Regions from separate parts of the Homo sapiens genome. Here region 2 is linked to region 1. Evidence: read pairs that join two places in POLR2A ChIA-PET (ENCODE). Cell type or tissue: GM12878. All regions are shown on one strand. Each heading gives the region's core, and the rest is flanking DNA. Links, peaks and the distances in the headings are about the cores only.

Region 1 (11,124 bases), core at 1,491-9,490:
TTGAGCTTTGGCCAAAGATAACAGTACCCACAGGTTTTTTCCAGCTACTCGCTCTTCTCCCTTCAGTGGCCCTCGAGCCTGGAAAATCTGACATGACAATGTGCTTGCTCAACCTACCACTGTTTTTCTTTTGAAAAGTTTGGCAGCCTGTTTCTGACTCCTATGAAGGTGAATTCCTCAGCATTCACAGTTTATTAGAAAAATACTTTGCTTCTCTCCAAACTCGAAATTCAAGATAACCAAACCTATATATAGGCTGATCTTTCAGGATGCAGTTGTCATGTTGATGCCATGCTTTTCAGTATCGTGGCCATCATCTGTTCAGTAGGGGAGGTGTACTTCTGTAATGGGAGGTGGTGGTTATGTGTGTGTGCAAGTGTTTATTTGGTGTCTTAAGTTAGCCTGTGGGAAGTTCTAAATCAGGATGGTACGTGGTTGCCAGCAGAGAGCTGCTCCTCAAGTGAAGGAGGTAGAATCAAAGCCAATAGGAAAGAGCCTCAGATGCTTATATATGTACCGTGGGGATTCAGAGTGAAAGCAGTCATTGGACTAGGGGTGGGGTTAGGGAGAGCCTGTCTGACAGACACAAGAAAGGGATGGATAACGCCACCCAGAGAAAAAAGCATTTTAGGCAAGAACAAATATGAAAAAGGAACAAAGTCTGTGGGTGGGGGGCAAGGAGGAGATAAGTTGACTTGAAGGAAGACAACACTTATGAAAGTCACCTGGAGGCTGGGTGCCATGGCTCATGCCTATAATCGCAGCACTTTGGGAGGCCGAGGTAGGAGGACAACTTGAGCCCAGGAGTTCGAGACCATCCTGGGCAACATGGTGAGACTGAGTCTCTACCAAAAAAAAAAAAAAAAGAAAATTATCCAGACATGGTGGCATGTGCCTGTAATCCCAGTTACTCAGGAGGCTGAGGTGGGAGGGTTGCTTGAGCCCAGGAGGTTGAGGCTGCAGTGAGCTGTGATCGTATTATTGCACTCCAGCCTGGGTAACAGAGCAAGACCCTGTCTCAAAAAATGAAAGTCATCTGTAGGCTGGAGAGAGGAACTGGAAGGGGCTAAAGTTGGCTGAGTAGTTACAGAGCCTGAGATAAGGGTAAAGATTTTGCATTGGACAATGAGATGTTAGTGTGTGTTTTTGAGCTGGGGAGTGCTGTGATTTTACTCTTATTGAAGAATCACTGAAGGATTATTCTTGAATCAGTGATTCTTGATCATTCTTGAATTTTTCAAACAGCAAAACTGGAAGAGTTGGCCTATTCCTCAGAATATTTTCTAATTGGGCGCAGTGTCCTCACTTGGGAGAACCTGGCTACACACTTTAGTTGTAATTCACTCCAGTCGTTCATTCATTCAATACCTATTTTTTCAGCACCTATTATGAGCCAGACACTATGCTGGATGCCAGGGTTCAGGGTAGGACACGCTAGTGAGCAAAAGCCAAGACTCTTCTTGTCTTCATGGGGCTTTCAGTCCAGCATAGTGGTTATGAGTCCAAGTTAATGGAGTCACAGTACTTGGGTGCAAGTCATGGTGATGGTGATAGAAGGAAGGCATGTGTGAGGGCCAGTGGCAGGCAGGAGCCTGGTGTTTTTGAGGACCTGAAGAAGGAGCAGAGTGAGTGCCAGGAACTTAGCCACCAGCTGGTACCAGCCATACGAGAGGGGCAGAGCCAGCCAGGATGTCGGTCATGCTAGTAATGAGTACAAACACTTACATGCTGCACGCTATTGGGCTCCTGAGTGCTACGTGTTCATTAGCTCGATGAATTTGTACAGCAACCCTGTGAGGTAAGCACTGTTCTCTCCCCTTTCTATAGATGAGGAAATTAAGGCACAAAGAGGATAAATAACTGGCACCAGCTACACGCTAAGTGATCGAAGTGGTGGAACCAGGATTCAAATCCATGCTATTCTGCCTTAAGATAACAAATCTTGTTTTTTAGCCTAAGAACAGAGCAGTCATCAGGAGGGTTTTAAGTAGGGGTGTGGCAAGATCAAGTTTGTGTCTTGAAAAGGTCTCTCTACCCACAGTGTGGAAAATGGCCTGGAGGCAAGCACACAGATGTTGGGAGACAGTTAACAGCTCTTGCCATGGCCCCCTATGCATTTTGGCTCTGATGTTTCTGCCTGATTTTTCTCTTGCCTCTGCCTCTTTTCCTGAGGGGATGGCAGGTTTTACCATTCAGCTGGAGTACAAACCCTGAACCCTTTTTGGTTAAATATCTACTTGCTTTTCCTACAGTATTATTTTGAGTTGCTGTGGCTGTAATGTCTTGAGGGAATCGAGCTTGACAGTAATTTATAGAACAAACAGTTTTTAGAGACTGTGTGGCCCAATTGCCCTCTCAATGTTGGCACTCCTGCCATGACATTTACCATGCTGAGCATGTGACCGCCATCTGAATACCAAATGCCACAGGAACCTGGGAGGTTGTCACTTACTCCTCCCTTTCTCTGAGTCACCTTTGCCCTTCAGTCAGTCACCAAGTCCCATCACATGTAGCTCTGTAATGTCACAGAAGATGGATGTCTGCCTCAAAACACTTACAATGCTGCTACCTAAATTGGGCAGCCACGACCTCCCACCAGGATTATTGCAGCCTGAGGGATCTTTTTGAAATGTAAATCAAACTATCACTTGTCTGTTTAAAGCTTTTCAAAGACTTACCCCATTGCCCTTGGAAGAAAGTGCAGATATCTTGACAGGAGAGCCTTCTCCAGCCTCCTCTTCTGCCGTGGTCTCCTTGTACAGTCTCTACAGTGTACTGCTTCATTAGAACCCTGGAGATTATTATTTGCTAGTTCTGGGCTAAGAACTGGCACCTGGCTTTGTAGAGCTCCTCAGGAGATTCTGAGGCGTATTCAGAGTTGAGCCCTGATCTCTGCTCTGATTTCGAGGTTCTCGTTATATTTATTAATGATCACGAAAAAATTTATTATTATTCTTTGGCCTCACTTTAGCATCATCTGAGGAATTTTTTTTTTTTTTTGACAGAGTTTTGCTCTTGTTGCCCAGGCTGGAGTGCAATGGCGTGATCTCAGCTCACTGCAACCTCCGCCTCCCGGGTTCAAGAGATTCTCCTGCCTCAGCCTCCCAAGTAGCTGAAATTACAGGCATCCACCACCATGCCTGCTAATGTTTTTGTATTTTTTAGTAGAGGTGGGCTTTCACAGTGTTGGTCAGGCTGGTTTTGAACTCCTGACGTCAGCTGATCCACCCACCTAGGCCCCCCAGAGTGCTGGGATTACAGGTGTGAGCCACCGTGCCCAGCCGTAGCTTTCGAAATTTGAAACCTGGTCCCACTGTCAGAGGTTCCAATTTGGCACTGGTTTGGTTCCCAGGCATCTTTCTTGCTGTATATATTTTTTAGTGTCAGCCAGGGTGGAGACCTCTGTATTACTTCATGGGGAAGAATTTGGGAGAAGATGTTGTGAGGAGACAGGTTCTAGTCCTAGAGTGATTTATCCTTTCTCGTACAGATTTCCAGGTATTTGAGGGGCCACTCTTCTGTAATTCATGTTTTTCTCTCCTAACCTCACTCCTGTTGCCTGCATCTTCTTGCTGAGCAAAATATTCAAGGTCTTCAACTCCTCACACCCTGGTTGTCCCTCCCTGGATGTGTTTGGTTGTTTTAGTGTTCCATTTCAATTTTGATACACAGAATTAGAATAGCATCCAGATGTGGGTCTGTTACAGCTAGACTACTAGATCCTTCAAAATCCAAGTACTAGTATGTCTATTAAAATACCATAAGATCACATTGGCTAGTTACAATGGTTGGTTTGTGGGTTACTTAAAAATCAACTAAAATTCTTTTTTTTTTTTTGAGATGGAGTTTTGCTCTTGTTGCCTAGGCTGGAATGCAATGACACAATCTTGGCTCACTGCCACCTCTGCCTCCCAGGTTCAAGCAATTCCCCTGCCTTAGCCTCCTGAGTAGCTGGGATTACAGGCATGTGCCACCATGGCCAGCTAATTCTGTATTTTTAGTAGAGATGAGGTTTTTCCATGTTGGTCAGGCTGGTCTCGAACTCCCGACCTCAGGTGATCCACCTGCCTCAGCCTCCCAAAGTGCTGGGATTACAGGCGTGAGCCACTGAGCCTGGCCAAAATTCCCACTTTCTAATACTCCTGTAGTAGCTGGGTACGGTGGGTCACATCTGTAATCCCAGCACTTTTGGAGGCTGAGGCTGGAGGATCGCTTGAGCCTAGGAGTTCGAGACCAGCCTGGGCAAGATGGCCAGACGCCATCTCTAATTTAAAAAAAAGAAAAAACAAGACTCCTATAGTGGTGAAGAACAGACATTCCGAAAACAGACTGTGCGTTATGATTCCAGCTCCATGCCTTTACTACCTGTGTTGTGACTTTGGATAAATCACTTAAAAATCTTTTTTTTTTTTTTTTTTTTTTGAGACGGAGTCTTGCTCTGCCGCCCAGGCTGGAGTGCAGTGGCGCGATCTCGGCTCACTGCAAGCTCTGCCTCCCAGGTTCACACCATTCTCCTGCCTCAGCCTCCCAAGTAGCTGGGACTGCAGGTGCCCGCCACTACACCTGGCTAATTTTTTGTATTTTTAGTAGAGACGGGGTTTCACCGTGTTAGCCAGGATGGTCTCGATCTCCTGTCCTCGTGATCCACCCGCCTCAGCCTCTCAAAGTGTTGGGATTACAGGCGTGAGCCACCGCACCCGGCCAAATCACTTAAAATTCTGTGCCTCAGTTTCTCCTCTGTAAAGTGGGATAAAAATAGTACCTATCTGATAGGGTTGTTACAATTATGAAATGAGCAAATAAGTATGTCAAGTGTTTAAAACAGCGCCTGGCTTCTTGTAAAAAGTGCTATATAAATCATAGCTATAATCATTACTTATTTCGACTGCTCTTTAACCAAGGTTCTTATTTTTCATCTTTTTCTTTTGTTTTGAATATCACTTAGTGTTTTCACCTTTTACTCTTTTTAGGACCTAGAGCCATCCTAGGTGAAATACGTATGGAGATATTTGATCAGGTCACCACCCAGCTCTCCTGACCTCCCTTCTCTCCTTAAATTAACATGCCAAATCACAGCATCACTGACTCCTTCCCTCCCGATATGATAAGAGTGTGCATTGAAATGCATGTATTTTACTTAGCAGGGAAAGCTGATTAGTGATTATCACACTTAACCCCTAGTGAATCTGATGGATTAACCTGCTTTCCAGGACACTAAGGAAATGGGTTTAAGATAAGAAATATCTGGCTGGGTGCGGTGGCTTTACGCCTGTAATCCCAGCACTTTGGGAGGCCGAGGTGGGCAGATCACGAGGTCAGGTGATTGAGATCATCCTGGCTAACACGATGAAACCCCCTCTTTACTAAAAATACAAAAAATTAGCCGGGTGTGGTGGCGGGCGCCTGGAGTCCCAGCTACTCGGGAGGCTGAGGCAAGAGAATGGTGTGAACCCAGGAGGCAGAGCTTGCAGTGAGCTGAGATTGTGCCCACCGCATTCCAGCCTGGGCAACAGAGTGAGACTACATCTCAAAAAAAAAAAAAAAAAAAGTAAGAAATGTCCATGAAAGGGAGACCCTGGGGGAAAGGAACAATAACTGCAGCTCTGAGGATCTGGCACCAGCAGCACCAGCACAGAGGGATGCTGTACAACCATTATTGATTTTAACTTTACAACAGTTCTTCAAAGGAGAGAGAGTTCCCTGTTTTACTGAAGAGAAAGCCCATTTGGTAGTGAAATACCATTCCCAAAGACAAATAGCTAATAAATGTCAGGCAGGGTTTTGCACCCAGGCCCATCCAGCTCCCGTCTCTACTGTCCTTTCCCCCACACCACACTGATACAGAGGAATGTGTCTGGTTGGGGAAGTGGAAGTGTTCCCAAGTGGGGAGGTCATCTGATGCACAAATTTGGTCTGTTTTGTGGGTTTTCTTGTTTTAGTTTTAGTTTTTGTAGAGCTCAGACCTGTTCTTAGGCAGCTTTAACAATCAACTGTGCACTCAGTAATTGACAAATCATGTTTGTTACTTTTAATTTAGAGGGAATTAGGTTTGTTAAGCTCTTGCTCCTTCTTTAGAGATGGGGTCTAGCTCTGTCACCCAGGCTGGAGCGCAGTGGTATGATCACAGCTCACTGCAGTCTCAATCTGCTCAAGTGATCCTCCTGCCTCAGCCTCCATGGGACTACAAGCATGGGCCACCATGCTAGGCTAATTTTAAAAAAATTTTTTTGTAGAGGCAAGGTCTCACGGTGTTGCCCAGGCTGGTCTTGAACTCCTGAGCTCAAGCAATCCCTCTTCCACCTTGGCCTCTCAAAGTGCTAGAATTATAGGCATGAGCCACCATGCCTGGCCTTTACTTCTTTCATATATTCAAATTTTGTCATATTAGTAGGGAACTATAACTCAAGTTTTCTTATAGATTGATGTTCATTTTTACAAGCTTGATCGTCATTGGTTTTTAATTTTAAAGCAAATCCTGTTATATGTAATTGAACATTACAGTAATTATAGTAATTTGTTTCAGATTGGGCACTCAAGTGTTAATATTTTGTCTCTTTAGGAAATCAAAACTAGATTTATATATAGACTTCTTATTGCAAGTATCTAGTCTTAAATCTTACAAAGGTACTATTTGGACTTAAAACTATGAAATTGTGTGCTTACTATATAAGTGTACTTATTTTGAGTTATGTTTTAAACTTGAAATTCCATTCTTAATGTCTAGAGTAATTATGAATGGTTAAATTATGAATGACTCTAATAGTTTAAAGCTACAGTATTTATTTATTTATTTATTTAATTTATTTTTTGAGATGGAGTTTCGCTCTTGTCGCCCAGGCTGGAGTGTAGTGGCACCATCTTGGTTCACTGCAACCTCTGCCTCGCGGGTTCAAGTGATTCTCCTGCCTCAGCCTCCCAAGTGGCTGGGATTACAGGTGTATTTCACCATGCCTGGCTAATTTTTGTATTTTTAGTAGAGACAGGCTTTTGCCATGTTAGCCTGGCTGGTCTCGAACTCCTGACCTCAGGTGACCTACCCTCCTCAGCCTCCCAAGGATTACAAGCATGAGCCACCACACCTGGCCTACAGTATTTTAATGTGGACTCTCTGTCATCCATTATGCTGTTTATCCTGTGGTGAAAATTTTATGAAGATTGAATGTTTTTCTCTAGCGTGAATTGCTTTCTCTTACTTTTCTCATTTTTTTCCTTCCTAATCTACTTGCAGATACTTCAGATTATTTTTAGAACGTGGTATGGTGAGAACAAATAAATTGGGGTTTCCAAATCTTAATAAATTATGTGGCCCTCAGTGGGATTAGCAGGGTTGTATTGAAAACACCAATAGAAACAAAATAGTTCTTTTATGCGCTTTAAATAAAAATTTCTTTTCAGGCCAGGCGCAGTGGCTCACACCTGTAATCCCAGCACCCTGGGAGGCTGAGGCAGGCAGATCACCTCAGGTCAGGAGTTTAAGACAAGCCTGGCCAACATGGTGAAGCGCCGTCTCTACTAAAAATACAAAAATTAGCCGGGTATGATGGCGCATGCCTGTAATCCCAGCTACTCCAGAGGCTGAGGCATGAGAATCACTTGAACTCAGGAGATGGAGGTTGCAGTGAGCTGAGATGGTGCCACTGCACTCTAGCCTGGGCAACAGAGTGAGATTCTGTCTCAAACAACAACAACAACAATAACAAAACATCTCTTTTCAGGCCAGGTACTGTGGCTCACGCCTGTAATCCCAGCACTTTGGGAGGCCAAAACAGGAGGGTCGCTTGAGACCAGGAGTTTGAGACCAGCTTGGGCAGCTGGTCTCTATTTGAACAAACAAACAAACAAACACAATACTCTTTTCATAGAAAAATGTTTACTACACAATAAACTTTAAAAGAATATGCAGCTGTATTAATGCTATGACTCCAATGTAAAAAAAAAAAAATATATATATATATATACACACACACAAACACATTCTGAAATAGATTTAAAGGAATTACATCAACATGTCAATTTTTATTTTTTCGGAGACAGGGTCTCGCTGTGTCACCCAAGCTGGAGTACAGTGGTGCAATCACAGCTCACTGCAGCCTTGACTTCCTGGCCTCAAGTGATCCTCCCCCCTCAGCCTCCCAAAGTGCTGGGGTCACAGACCACCACACCTGGCAACATGTCAGTTTTTGTTCTGCATAGTGGGATGGTGGGATATGGATGTTTTTATCTTTTATTTTCTTTTTTATATTTTTCTAAATTTTCCACATTGAACATTATTTTATAATCTTTCAAACATATCTCTTAAAAGGACTGGTTCCTATAGAATTCAGTGCAAGAAATCTTCTGTGTTTCTTTATACTTTGGTTGCCTTGATCACTGGGCCTTTCCTGACAGCAAAGAAGAGGTTAGTGTAGGCAGCAGATAAAACACAGGTATGCTCTATTTAAAATGCATGTATTTATAATAAAAGTATAGGTGGTACCCAAAGGAAAATGTCATGACACATTGCAAAGTGGAACAGAAGTTATCTTTAGATCACTTTCTGTTCTGGATTATTGTATGAGCCTGATTTTCGTCTCTCTTTCCGCCTTCCCTCACCCTCGTTGTAAATCCACTAGTGCATGGATGTGAAGTACAAGTCTTAACTTTAAAAAGTTTTATGAAGCTGTGTAGTAAATCCCTTTTGTAAGTGGTCTTGACTGCGTTTCTCAATATATCTTTTGGTTTCATTAGATTCAAGTATATAAATGAGAACTGTAACTTTGGACAGACTTTTTCAGTCATCTTTACGGTAATAAGTTCCCAATTAGACAATAGTTATTTGTTTTATGACTTGCTGTTGGTAGGTTATCCCCAAGGGACTGAGAAATTCCTGTTTTGAAAAGTCCAAAAAGTCTTTGATGACTTGCTGTTTCATTTTTTTCTTTTCTCTTCAGTTATAGAAAACAGGATTACACCCACCTTGCCTTTGTACAGTGCATCTACTATCTGCTGACTTAACCTGAGTAAATGCTTTGAATTGAGCCCCATATAATGTCCTAAGGCAGCCTATATGGAGTAATGAATTGTCTTCTCTCTTATGCACCCAGAGTGGTAGTTGGCACTCAAGTTGTTCCTCAGATAACTTTGTGTGTTCTGGGGCTCAATGAAGTAGTTATTAAGTCACAGGCTTGGGGAGAACATTCATCCTATGGCATTGAATGAAGTGTTGCCCAATTCTAGAATGTCTAATAAAATTTTTTTAAAAACCCACAGGCTTAGAATTATTCCGTAGATATGAAGTAATGTAGTTAGAACTTAGTGGAGTTCTTTAGATTAACTTGTAATTTGAAAAACCAAAATTGAAATTGTGAAATAACATGGGCTCTTTGAGGTCTTTTCCAGTAAAACAGTTACAGTAAAGCTGCTTGGCAGTGATTTTCCTAGACACTTTGGCTAGTCATCTCCTGTGACTGCTGTTAATTAAATATGGTTTGTAGCTAAGCAGCCTGTAAGGAGAAGACTATGGAAGTATTTGCATATTCTCTCCTTGAAAATACTACCTGGTCTTTGGCTTTAAGTTATACTTTTATTTTCCCCTGTAGAATAACTATTAAAGTATTACCTATGGTGATTAGACTAAGAAGTAAAACATGAAATCAGTCATTGTTGGTGCCCTGGTGCCTTCTTTTTTTTTTTTTTGAGACAGAGTCTCACTCTGTTGCCCAGGCTGGAGTGCAATGGCACGATCTTGGCTCACTGCAACCTCTGCCTCCCAGGTTCAAGCGATTCTCCTGCCTCAGCCTCCCAAGTAGCTGAGACTACAGGCGCCCACCACCACGCCTGGCTAATTTTTGAATTTTTAGTAGAGACAGGGTTTCACTATATTGGCTAGGCTGGTCTCAAACTCCTGACCTTGTGATCCGCCCACCTCAGCCTCCCAAAGTGCTGGGATTATAGGTGTTAGCCACTGTGCCCAGCCTGGTGCTTTAATTTTATGGAAAAAACTACTAGCTGGTTTCTGTTTTAAGAAATAACACAGGCCGGGTGCCATGACTTGCGCTTGTACTCCCAGCAGTTTGGGAGGCCGAGGCGGGCGGATCACGAGGTCAGGAGTTTGAGACCAGCCTGGCCAACATAGTGAAACCCCGTCTCTACTAAAAATACAAAAATTAGCCGGGCGTGGTGGGGCATGCCTGTAGTCCCAGCTACTCGGGAGGCTGAGGCAGGAGAATCGCTTGAACCTGGGAGGTGGAGGCTGCAGTGAGCCAAGATCGCCCCACTGCACACCAGCCCGGGTGACAGTATTTCATCTCAAAAAAAAAAAAAAAAAAAAGAACACAATTATTGTACTACTTACTAGCCCTCCTCTGTCCCCAGCTAAAAATAAGAACAGCAACAACCAAAAAATCCTTAGTTATGTACTGGAAATGAATTAGATAATTTTCAATAACTTACACGTTTTTAGGATATGTTAGTTTGAAAATGCAAATATTCATGCATGACCCCAGTGTTAATCTATGATGGAGCAGGTATAGTGGGATGCTGTTTCATGATTTAATTTGGACCTTCAGGGAGTAGACTGTGATGCCTCTGCATTTGTATCCAAGACAAATAATTAAATAGTCTATTTTTGGCTGGGCATGATGCCTCATGCCTGCAGTCCCAGCACTTTGGGAGGCTGAGGTGGGAGGATCGCTTGAGGCCAGGAGTTCAAGATCAGTCTGGGCAACAAAATGAGACCTTGTCTCTACAAAAACTACAAAAAATTAGCTGAACATTGTGGCTTGTGCCCCTAGTCCCAGCTACTCAGGTCCCTGAGTTAGGAGGATTGCTTGAGCCCAGGAGTTGGAGGTTACAGTGATCTATATTTGCCACTGCACTCCAGCCTGGGTGACAGAGAGAGACCCTGTCTCAAAAAATAAAGTCTGTTTTTAAAATTAATTTTAAACACTGGAGTTTATTACAAAAAGCAGTTGGTTCTTTTTTTAAATCATTTTTTTTTAGGAGAACCACCGCTTTTTGGCTACATTGTCTAGAGTAGCAGTGTTCAATAAAAATAAGATCCAAGTCACATATGTAATGTTAAGTTTTCTTTTAGTTTCTTTTTCTTTTCTTTTCTTTTCTCTTCTTTCTTTCTTTCTTTCTTTT
Region 2 (10,152 bases), core at 1,222-9,221, 330 kb before region 1:
GAGAGCCCGGGAGAGCTTACCATCATCCTTGATGAGCACAGCCATGTAGTCACGAACAAAGGAACTGACGTAGAGCAGGACAGCAGGGGCGGAGCTGGTGCTGAAGCTGAAGGAGACCTCCTCTCCCGTAACGTTGTAGACAGGCCCACGGTAACCGGGCACAGGCCGACCAGGCCGGGGGTAGTCGGGCAGGCGGTACCCGGGGCCATGGTAGCCAGGCACATAGCCCGGAGTATCATAGCCCGGGATGTAGCCAGGCTCATAGCCTGGCACTGGCCGGCTCAGCATGTGGGAGAACTCCCTGGCTGCAGAGCGCAGCGCTGACTGTAGGTTATAGCGCATCCAGGTGCCCGGCTCAAAGAAACCACCAATATCTGCAGGTAGAAGCAGGGAGGTTAGGGCCCCCACACTGCTCACTCCCCAATTCAGAGGTTTTATGTCATCCATACACACATCCTGAGACTTACTTCAGTTTCTGCCACCCTCACAACCCTCCATTTACTTTTAGGTCCCCTTGAGCCCCTCTGTCACAGAACAGAATCTTACAGCCATGGGAAACTGGAGATCATCTGATCCAACCCCTGCATTTTACAAATGGGGAAACAGGCTCAGAGATGAGTAGTGACTTGCTTAAAGACACGCAGTAAGGCCAGGCACAGTGGCTCACACCTGTAATCCCAGCACTTTGGGAGGCCAAGGCAGGCAGATCATCTTGAGGTCAGGAGTTCGAGAACAGCCTGGCCAACATGGCAAAACCCCATCTCTACTAAAAATACAAAACTTAGCTAGGTGTGGTAGTGCATGCCTGTAATCCCAGCTACTATAGGAAAGCCAAGGCAGGAGAATTGCTTGAGCCCAGGGGGCAGAGGTTGCAGTGAGCCAAGATCATGCCACTGCACTCCAGCCTGGGTGATGGGGATATCCTGACCCCATGTAGTATATGTGCCACTACTCACACTTCCAAACCACCACCAGAAATCTGTTGGTCCCTAAGTCTTGTATCTCCCTAGTCCCCCACACTCCTCCCACCAGTAACCCACCTGCTCATATATCCTCCCTATAGGCCAGCCTTAGGGAGGATGCAGTCTTGGCATGTGTGTAGGATCTTGCTATGGGGAATGTCAAGGCTCACCTTAACCAAGAACTGGGTCATTGACATGTTTTAGGAATGCAGCAATCATCAAATACATTGACAAGGGAGTTCGCCTGTGTTACCATGGTGATGGTGGGAAGATGGAGAAGCGATTTGCTTTTTTTTTTTTTGTAGACACAGTCCTTGCTGTGCCCCCCAGGCTGGAGTGCAGTGGCACGATCATAGCTCACTGCAGCCTTGACCTCCTAGGTGCAAGTGATCCTCCCACCTCAGCCTCCCGAGTAGCTAGGCCTAAGTGTGCACCACCATGCCCAGCTAATTAAAAAATTTTGCCAGGCGCTGTGGCTCACGTCTGTAATCCCAGCACTTTGGGAGGCCAAGGTGGGTGGATCACCTGCGGTCAGAAGTTCGTGACCAGCCTGGCAAGCGTGGTGAAACCCCATCTCTACTAAAAATACAAAAATTAGCCGGGTGTGGTGGCACACACTTGTAATCCCAGCTACTTGGAAGGCTGAGGCAGGAGAATCGCTTCAGCCCGGGAGGTGGAGGTTGCAGTGAGCCGAGATCGAGTCATTACACTCCAGCCTGGGCAACAAGAGTGAAACTCAGTCTCAAAAAAAAAAAAGAAAAAAGAAATTATTTTGGCCAGACGCGGTGGCTCACGCCTGTAATCCCAGCACTTTGGGAGTCTGAGGCAGGCAGATCACAAGGTCAAGAGTTCGAGACCAGCCTGGCCAATGTGGTGAAACCCCATCTCCACTAAAAATACAAAAATTAGCCAGGCATGGTGGTGCACATCTGTAGTCCTAGCTACTCGGGAGGCTGAGGCAAAAGAATCGCTTGAACCAGGCGGAGGTTGCAGTGAGCCGAGATCGTGCCACTGTACTCTAGCCTGGGTGACAGAGCGAGATTCCATCTCATAAAAAAAAAAAGAATTTTTTTTGTAGAGACAGGGTCTTGCCATGTTGCCCAGGCTGGTCTCGAACTCCTAGCCTCAAGCAATCCTCCCACCTTGGGCTCCCAAAGCATACTTGGTGATTTTGAGATATTTTTGCACCAGCTATCTGTACCATCCCTTCCTTGTCCATGCCTTTGGAGTCACCCATGATCTTCAACTGCCTAACTCCCCAAACTCAGAGCTCAGGAATCCAGGGACAACTCTAATTTTCCATGATATGGGCTTTACATGCTATTTCCTTCCCTGCCCTCCCTACATCCCATTACACCCTATGGCTCCCTGTTGCCCCATAACCAGCAGCACTTACCGTGGTTGCAGTATGGCCCATCAAAAGCCGTGAGGTCACAGTCACACGTGTAGTAGCTATAGCGCTCCACGCAGCGGCCTCCATGGAAACAGGGGAGCCGAGGGTGGGCACAGTGGCCTGTGCAGTTGGGTGAGGTACCCTCAGAGGCATTGGCACGGCCCTCCAGGTTCAGAGTCACTCCGTTCAGACGCATGGCCCTCAAGCAACCCACAAAGGGGCGTCTCTTAAGCTCTGCAGATCCTGGGAAGGGTAGGCAACAGGTCAAGAAATGGAGGCAGGGCCAGGCGCGGTGGCTCACGCCTGTAATCCCAGCACTTTGGGAGGCCGAGGCGGGCGAATCACGAGCTCAGGAGATCGAGACCATCCTGGCTAACATGATGAAACCCCGTCTCTACTAAAAAATACAAAAAAAATTAGCTGGGCACGGTGGCGGGCGCCTGTAGTCCCAGCTACTCGGGAGGCTGAGGCAGGAGAACTGCTTGAACCCAGGAGGCGGAGCTTGCAGTGGGCCGAGATCGTGCCACTGCACTCCAGCCTGGGTGACAGAGCGAGACTCCGTCTCAAAAAAAAAAAAAAAAGAAAAGAAATGGAGGCAGAGCCAGAGACAGGATGAAGTATTGTAGTTGGAAAGGGAGCCAAGAGGGCTGGAAGAATAGAATAGGATACAAAGGCCTGGAGGGACAAGTGAGACACTGGCTTGCTCTGAAGCAGAGGGGACTGGCACCTAAGACAGGAGGCTCCTGGAAACAAGGCGAGTGGCCTTGGAGGATGGGGAGGTAAAGGAGGCTTCAGACTTGCCTCTGGGTTGCTGCTTACCCACATAGAGGGGCTGGTCATACTCCATCCAGATGTAGGTCTGCAGTGGCATAGGCCGCAGAACCCAGGGCCGGTGATCCACTCGGAGCCGGGCCTGCTTCACGTTGATTTCAGCCCGGACCAGGTGCCACTCGTCATCATTGAACTCAAAGTCGTCTGAGTGTACTGTGAGGTTCTCATCCCCATTCCCCACATCAAAGGCGAAGACCACATCCCGGGATGCTGGACAGTGTGATGCAGGGTAGGGGAGAAAAGGACTCAGACCTACAAGACCCTTCATAGATCCTTGCCCAATATAACCTCTTTCCCTCACCTCTTTGGAGCTTCTTGAATATCCCTCCAATTTGTCTGTAGCTTGCATTGAAACTTACCAGCTGCTTAAAAACCTCATACCCTTTGTCTCTCCCCACATCACAGATCCCTGAAGCCAGCTTCCCAGCCTCACTTCCCAGGCTAGAAGCATGGCTAATCAGCGGTGAGAGGGACTCGAAGGTCCAGCTTCCTTATGGCACAAGGAAGGGGCTTAAGGCCAAGAGAGGCCAAGTGAATGCCTAGGGTCACCCAGCCAGCCGTCAAGACCGAGTGAGGGCTAGAACATAGGGTATCTCAACCCTTCCCATGCTGCCTGTCAAAAGGGCATCTGCCCTTGGCTCCAACCCCAGCCTACCCCTGTCTCCCCAGACAGCACTTTCATCTACCCCGAGGCCCTCCCACAGTCTGCCTGCTCACTGTTGAGTTCCACCCGCACATAAGGTCGGCGCCACTGGCAGTAAGGGCCCCCCATATTCTCTAGGAAGACCCCCGAGGGAGCAGAGGTCCTGAAGTAGAAGGAGACATCCAGGCTGTGGTTGGCACGGATTGGGGGGAAGCGTAGTGCAGCCCCGGTGTGGAAGGAAATGGTGTTCCAGGAATTTCCTAGAAAAGCAGATGGAGGAAGGTCTTGTCAGGGAGATTGGAGGGTGGAGGAGGAAGAGAACCTGGGGTTGGGGGCAGGGAAGGTTGGGCAAAGGGGGAGGGTTTGAGGTGACGGAGGGGAGACTAAGGAGTGGAATGAAAGAGGAGCCAGGTGCAGAGGGGTAATGAGATCGCATCACAGCAGGAGCTGGGGGTCGGGCACCCCAGCTAGAGACCACCAGTGACATGCGGCCTAGATTTTGGAAACTGGAGAGTCAGCTCTGGGAGGGCACACAAAAGGGGACTGCCACTCACGATCGCCATAGCAGCGCAGAGGCCTCAGGAAGAACTGGGCCTCAGAAGTGGAGCGGTTCGTATCCCCTATCACTACCTGAGTGACAGGCAGATGGTCCACAAAGGTCAGCAGTCCCTTGTCAGTTCTCCTGTGGGGGCAGGATGTCATGGCTCAGCCCCAGCCACTCAGCTCCTCCCACTCCCGGAGTCCTAAAAACCCTGTCCCTTTGCCCCCTCACCACTGGGGCTGGTCAGCGTCACAGTTGCAGTACAAGGCAGGGTCCACACAGCTCCGGTCCAGACCACAGGCACAGCGCTGGATCCCAGGCTGGGAGCCTCCCCAGTAGAAGTGCTGCTCCTCATTTCGGCCAATCCAAAAGCTGTAGGGGTAGCCTCCTGGGGAAGAGGTGCAGGCAGCTTCCAGGCCCTGTCCCTCCATTAGCCTCTGGGCTCCTCTCGCCCTTCCAGCGAGTTCAGACCCCTCCTTGAATCTTCCAACCCAAGGCCCCAGCTGGCTCTCTGGCTTCCTTCTCCCAGGCCCCCATTGGTGTCTCCTCCAGTTCCGCCACCTCCCTGACCCCAGCCCTAACCTGCAGTGTTGAGCAGCCGGGAATTGTAGCAGGAGAACTCGATCCACTGTTCACAATGCTGGGAAGCATTGGCAAGGGCACTGACTTCCTCCCAGGATGCATTCCAGTACTGGATAGCCCCCAGGAATGGCCGCTCCATGCTGGAACCTGTCACTCGAGTTGTCCACAGCCTGTCATGCCGCACAACTGTCCACGCTCGGTTCTCTGGCAGACAAGAGGGGACAGAGCTTTGGCTGGAGTTGGGCATTCTCTACCCATCTCCCTGCCCACCTCCACCACCGCTGCTGCAACTCAGAGCCACTGAACGTGGCCAGCAGCTCCATTCCACCTCTGCCCTGGGCACTCTGCATTGTAGGCTGGAAATAAGATAGCTGGAATGGGTAAGGAAGCTGGGATATACTTTTTTTTTTTTTTTTTTTGAGATGAAGTCTCGCTCTGTTGCCCAGGCTGGAGTCCAATGGCGCTATCTCAGCTCACTGCAACCTCCACCTCCCAGGTTCAAGTGATTCTCCTGCCTCAACCTCCCGAGTAGCTTCCCAAAGTGCTGGGATTACAGGTGTGAGCCACCACGCCTGGCTTGGGATTTACTTTTAAGGCTAGGTTACAAATTCCTCAGTATGCCCTTCCCCTCTGTCCTCCTTTACCCTCACTTGTTTAGTCTAACTGGCCCCCACCCACCACTCTATCCTTCCTGGTTCTCCCCTCACCCCCTCACCACCCAACAGAGACACTTACCTCGGATATCACAGTACACTACAAATGGCTTCAGGGGGCCACTGCCATCAGGATCAATGGTGAAGTTTCCAGAAGTTTTCCCACTGAGCCGATAAGCCTCACAGGATTCCTTATACAAAGCTGGCAGATAATAGGTTGAGACAAAGGCAGTTAGAGAGTTAGAGGGCTGGCCAGGTGCGGCGGCTCGGGCCTGTAATCCCAGCACTTTGGGAGGCCGGGGTGGTGCATCACCCGAGGTCAGGAGTTCGAGACCAGCCTGGCCAACATGGTGAAACCCCATCTCTAATAAAAATATAAAAATTAGCTAGGCGTGGTGGTGTGCACCTGTAGTCCCAGCTACTTAGGAGGCTGAGGCAGGAGAATCGCTTGAACCCAGGAGGCAGAGGTTGCAGCGAGCCCAGATGGCACCACTGCACTCTAGCCTGGGCAACAGAGCAAGACTCTGTCTCAAAAAAACCAAAAACAAAAAGCGAGAGGGCTGGAAGGGCCATCCTCGCCATCTCTAGCAGCCTGATGATCCCCAGCAACCTTCTATTGACCTCCCTTGTCCCTGACTCCCCCCATACCACATCTGGCTTACGTGTGTGGCAGGTCTCTCCCTTGTAGCCCGTCAGTTCGCAGTAGCAAATGAAGTCATCCCAAGACTGGTAGCAGCGTCCATCATGCTCACACATGTTAGGGCTGCACCTAGGGAAGGGGTCAGGACCAAGGGAAGGAGCCTTACTGGGAGCTGGAGAGTGGGGTCTGATCCCTGCAAGCTTCACTCCCAGCTCCTTGAAGCCCCAGAACCCGGTGAGACACACCCCGCCTAGCCAGCCGGGTATAAGCGCAGATGCAGGGGCACTAGGCAGTCCTCAGGGCTCAAGTACTACTATTCCCCCTTCCTGAAAACATCAAAACATGCCTTATTCTACCCCTATCATCCCCCTAGCACAAAAAACCCCTCTAGGACCAAAAGCAAATGTGTCATTTCCATCCTGAGCATGTATCACCTTAAGGGAAGAAATAGGAGGTAAGAGATCAAAGAAGAATCATCCCCAAGCAGGGGACTAAGGAGCAGAGACAAGGAGAAGGGAGATTATTGAAAGAGGCCATTCCTACTGGGAGACCAGGGAAGAGGGCTTTGGAGGGGTCATCTCTTGTTAGGGGCTTCTGGGTACCTATCAGTGATGCCACATGTATCAAAGAGGACCTCAGCATAGAATCCAAGCCGCCGGCCCTCCACCAGAGTCAGGTTGACCAGTTGACCATCCACCTTGAGCAGCTCCATGCAGCCATGGAATGCCGTCTGGTTGGAGTGGCAGTCCCATCGACTGGCTGGCTTGGGACAACCTGGAGCAACCACCCCTGTGAGATCCTCCCCAGGGGAGACCCCAAAGACCCTCCCCCAGGGACATGCTGAGGGGGAGCCAGACATAAAGGAAGAAAGGGGACTACAACCAAAGTGTAGATGGCAATGACCTTCCACTCCCTGAGGCCCCAGAGGGGAAGAGGGCTTGATCCCTCCAAAATTCTCCATGTGGCCCCATCTGGGTGGACTTAGATGGAGCCTTCCCACCCAGAAACAGAGGTCTGGTCAGGTTGGCCCCCACTTACCCCCAAAGAAATATGAGGTCCCTGTCCGGATCAGCAACGGGTATGAGACCCTGACCTCTGCCCCTTCCACATCATCAATGCTGATAACTGCATGGTTTTCCTGTGCCACAAAATTCACCTCGTGCCAAAAGCCGTCATTCAGTCGGTACCCTGGACAAGAATGGATGATGGTGTGGGTGGAGGGAAGCAGCAACTAGGGTAGAAGAATGTTCTGAGTGGGGAAGCAGCAGCCCCACTGTGTCCCAGTAGCAGCCTGTGTGCCCCCGTGATTACACTTCTCACACCCAGTGGAGACCTCTCTGAATGTCTCTTCATTATCCATGACCCAGCAACTGCCACAGAGTCTGCACAGTTATAAACGAGTAACCAAATCTCCAGGGGCCTTCTGGAACTGGAGAATACCAGGACTCCCAGGCTTCCCCCTTCTCCAAGAATACTTAGTCCCTCAGATTCGCCTCCTCACTGCCTCTAGCCACTCCCACCTTTTCCCAGTACCCTGGGGCCTCCTGCCCTGCCCCCTTCACTCCTCTCCCCTCTCCAGAATGTAAAGGCCTCAGTCCAGGCCTACAACTTTCCTGGGATCCTCTACACTTCTCTTCTCTTCTTGTGCCTCCCCCGAAACGCCCTCACCAGCAGCGAACTGAAGCTTCTTTCGGCCGCTCTGCGCGATGGACACGTTGACCTGCCCTTCGCTGAGCGTCAGCTCCACGTGGCCCAGCCCGTCCCCCAGACGGGAGAAAAGGAGAAGCCCGGTGAGGTCCCAGGTGCGGAAGCGAAATGAGACTGCCAGGCGGCCACGGCGTGGGAAACCGGGCACTTGAACGAAGTTGTGAGGGCCTCCGAAGTTGATAGGGTGCGGTACCGGGTCCAGGCAACGAAAAGCCACCTTACCCTAGGGGCAAAAGTGAAGACGCATCAACACCCGTGAGCCGCCTCTGCCTCAGCTGGGAATTCAGTTTTCACACCGGTCTAAGACCCTGGTCACCGCCCTCCTTCGGTGTTGGCGGGGGTGAGATCTCCAACCATGACGTGACCTCTTCCCCTCCAAGCTCGTCCATCTGTGGAGGGGGCCCCAACCCAGTCGGCCCTCGGAACTCTGCTCGCTTGCTCTCGCTGATCTCCACCGTCTGCGATTCGACCGCTTCTCTCCTTCCAGTATCGAGAGGCAATTTTGGACCACAGACCTGGCTCCTGCCAGCTTCCCAACAGAGCTCCAGAGTCGGAGAGGGTTGAGGGGGGCATATCAGAGAAGCCATCGGTTCAAGTCCCTACTCAGCCACCGTGCAGCTGCACGACCCCTGGACAAGCCACTCCCTGTGTCTGCGCCTTACTTTCTTCATCTATGAACTAAGAAGGTGATTGGACCCGACCACTGCTTCTTAACTAGGGGCCTGCGTGGCTCATGCACCTCAGGTGAGACCCGCTCCCCTCCCAACTTGAGCATCTGGCTGGGGACAGAGGGATTCTCCGCTTTTATCTGATGTTCAATATCTCTTCCCGCTCCACCTCTTTGCTTTCCACGACGCTTTGATATCCTGTCCTCCCAGACCCCCCTGCCCACTGGCCTCGAAGGTGATCCGGGAATGGCGCCGCACGGCCAGGTCTGCGATGTTGACGCGGTTGAAGATTACGTTTTCTATGCAGCCGCGGAAGTTATGCCGATAGGCCAGGTTCTTCCGCGCGGCGCCCACCAGACCTCCGATGAACATCTGCGGGAGGCGTGGGGAATGAGGCCTCTTGGGCACAGGAGGGCGCCTGCCTTTCTCGCGCGTCCCCGCCGTATGCTTTCCCAAATGCCAGATGGGGTTTTGTAAAAGACTTAAAACACACATTTCCCCAGTGTCGGTACTAAAGCTCGCTAGGCCTTTCAAGGCTTGAGTTCAAGCTCTGACTCCAACACAAATCGGCTGCACGCCCTTGGGCAAGTCAATTAGCCTGCCTGGGATTCTTATCTGCAGATGGGGTCAGGGTCTTTAACAACTCCACAAAGTTGTGGGAGGATCCAAGGGAACAATTTTCCTACCTTGCCTAGTCCCCAAAATCTGAATTTCCAAACCCCATCTCATTAGTTCTGAAATAGTGCCTGGGAGTCTGCATGCTAACAGCAACAACACCCACAAAAAAAAAAAAAAAAAAAAAAAACAGGCCTTTTTCTGGTGAGTGGCAAGTTTGCCAAGGGCTGCTAGGATATTCAGGAATTGGAATGCGAGGTCTTTGAAAAAAAAAATTTTTTTAAATAGAGGTAGGATGTCACTATGTTGCCCAGGTGAGTCTTGAACACCTGGCCTCAAGCAATCCTCCCACCTCAGCCTCCCAAAGTGCTGGGATTACAGGCATGAGCCACCACCCACAGCCTGAATGCCAGGTCTTTCCTCTGAGAGACAGAGGAAAAGAGAAAGGGAGAGACCGACCTGCACTCACTCATCCAGCATCTACCCTACCACGAAATAGCACCTCCCTAGTCTCTCACCTCAGTGTCCAGGTTCAGCCTCTCGAAGTCTCCATTGAGAATAAAGCGCTGCACATAGCCGTCCAGGGTGAAATTTACATCGCGGCCAAATCGGTCCACCCGCACATAGTGCCAGTGCTGGTCATTGAGGACTCCGCCTGCGCTCACGGTGGTGTGACCTGGTCTTGGCTGGATAGGGCTGCTGCCTGAGGGTGGGGCAGGACAGAGTGAAACCTCAAGCCAGGAGAACTCCATGGAGTCCAAGCTCCTAGGCAGAGCAGCAGCGTGTAACAAAGCCCAGGGCAATCAGGGAGAGTGGGCGAATAGATCAACAGCCATTGGCGAGTGTGTGACAGGGTAAGCCATTTAGCCTGGCTTCCTGTCTGTAAAACTGGGAACACATGAGCTGCTTCTATTTCA

What was found. ChIA-PET counts read pairs that join two places held together with the same protein. Peaks named below come from ENCODE experiments on the same cell type or tissue, not always from the same donor. Only the 100,000 strongest peaks of a DNase experiment are listed, where the experiment ranks them.
Region 2: POLR2A ChIA-PET joins it to region 1 with 5 read pairs; 2 of 35 experiments call an interaction of 5 or more read pairs at or near these places.

Annotation. Positions count from the first base shown.
Region 1 is chr17:42,353,358-42,364,481 of GRCh38, reverse strand. The region is part of intron 1 of STAT3 (signal transducer and activator of transcription 3); the gene reads left to right. Among named protein-coding and RNA genes, the nearest start is that of STAT3, 30 kb to the left of the region's middle. In GM12878, for the core only: no CTCF peak of the experiment used is centred there; no DNase peak of the experiment used is centred there; H3K4me3 peaks cover 657 bases; H3K27ac peaks cover 2,589 bases.
Region 2 is chr17:42,685,743-42,695,894 of GRCh38, reverse strand. It overlaps CNTNAP1 (contactin associated protein 1), which reads right to left. Exons shown (of 24, transcript NM_003632.3): 6 at 9,754-9,938; 7 at 8,849-8,992; 8 at 7,914-8,175; 9 at 7,284-7,433; 10 at 6,848-7,019; 11 at 6,268-6,374; 12 at 5,688-5,807; 13 at 4,953-5,156; 14 at 4,602-4,758; 15 at 4,384-4,511; 16 at 3,904-4,089; 17 at 3,175-3,396; 18 at 2,359-2,598; 19 at 21-374. Among named protein-coding and RNA genes, the nearest start is that of CNTNAP1, 8.3 kb to the right of the region's middle. RefSeq lists enhancers at 4,495-4,994, 7,635-8,163. In GM12878, for the core only: no CTCF peak of the experiment used is centred there; no DNase peak of the experiment used is centred there.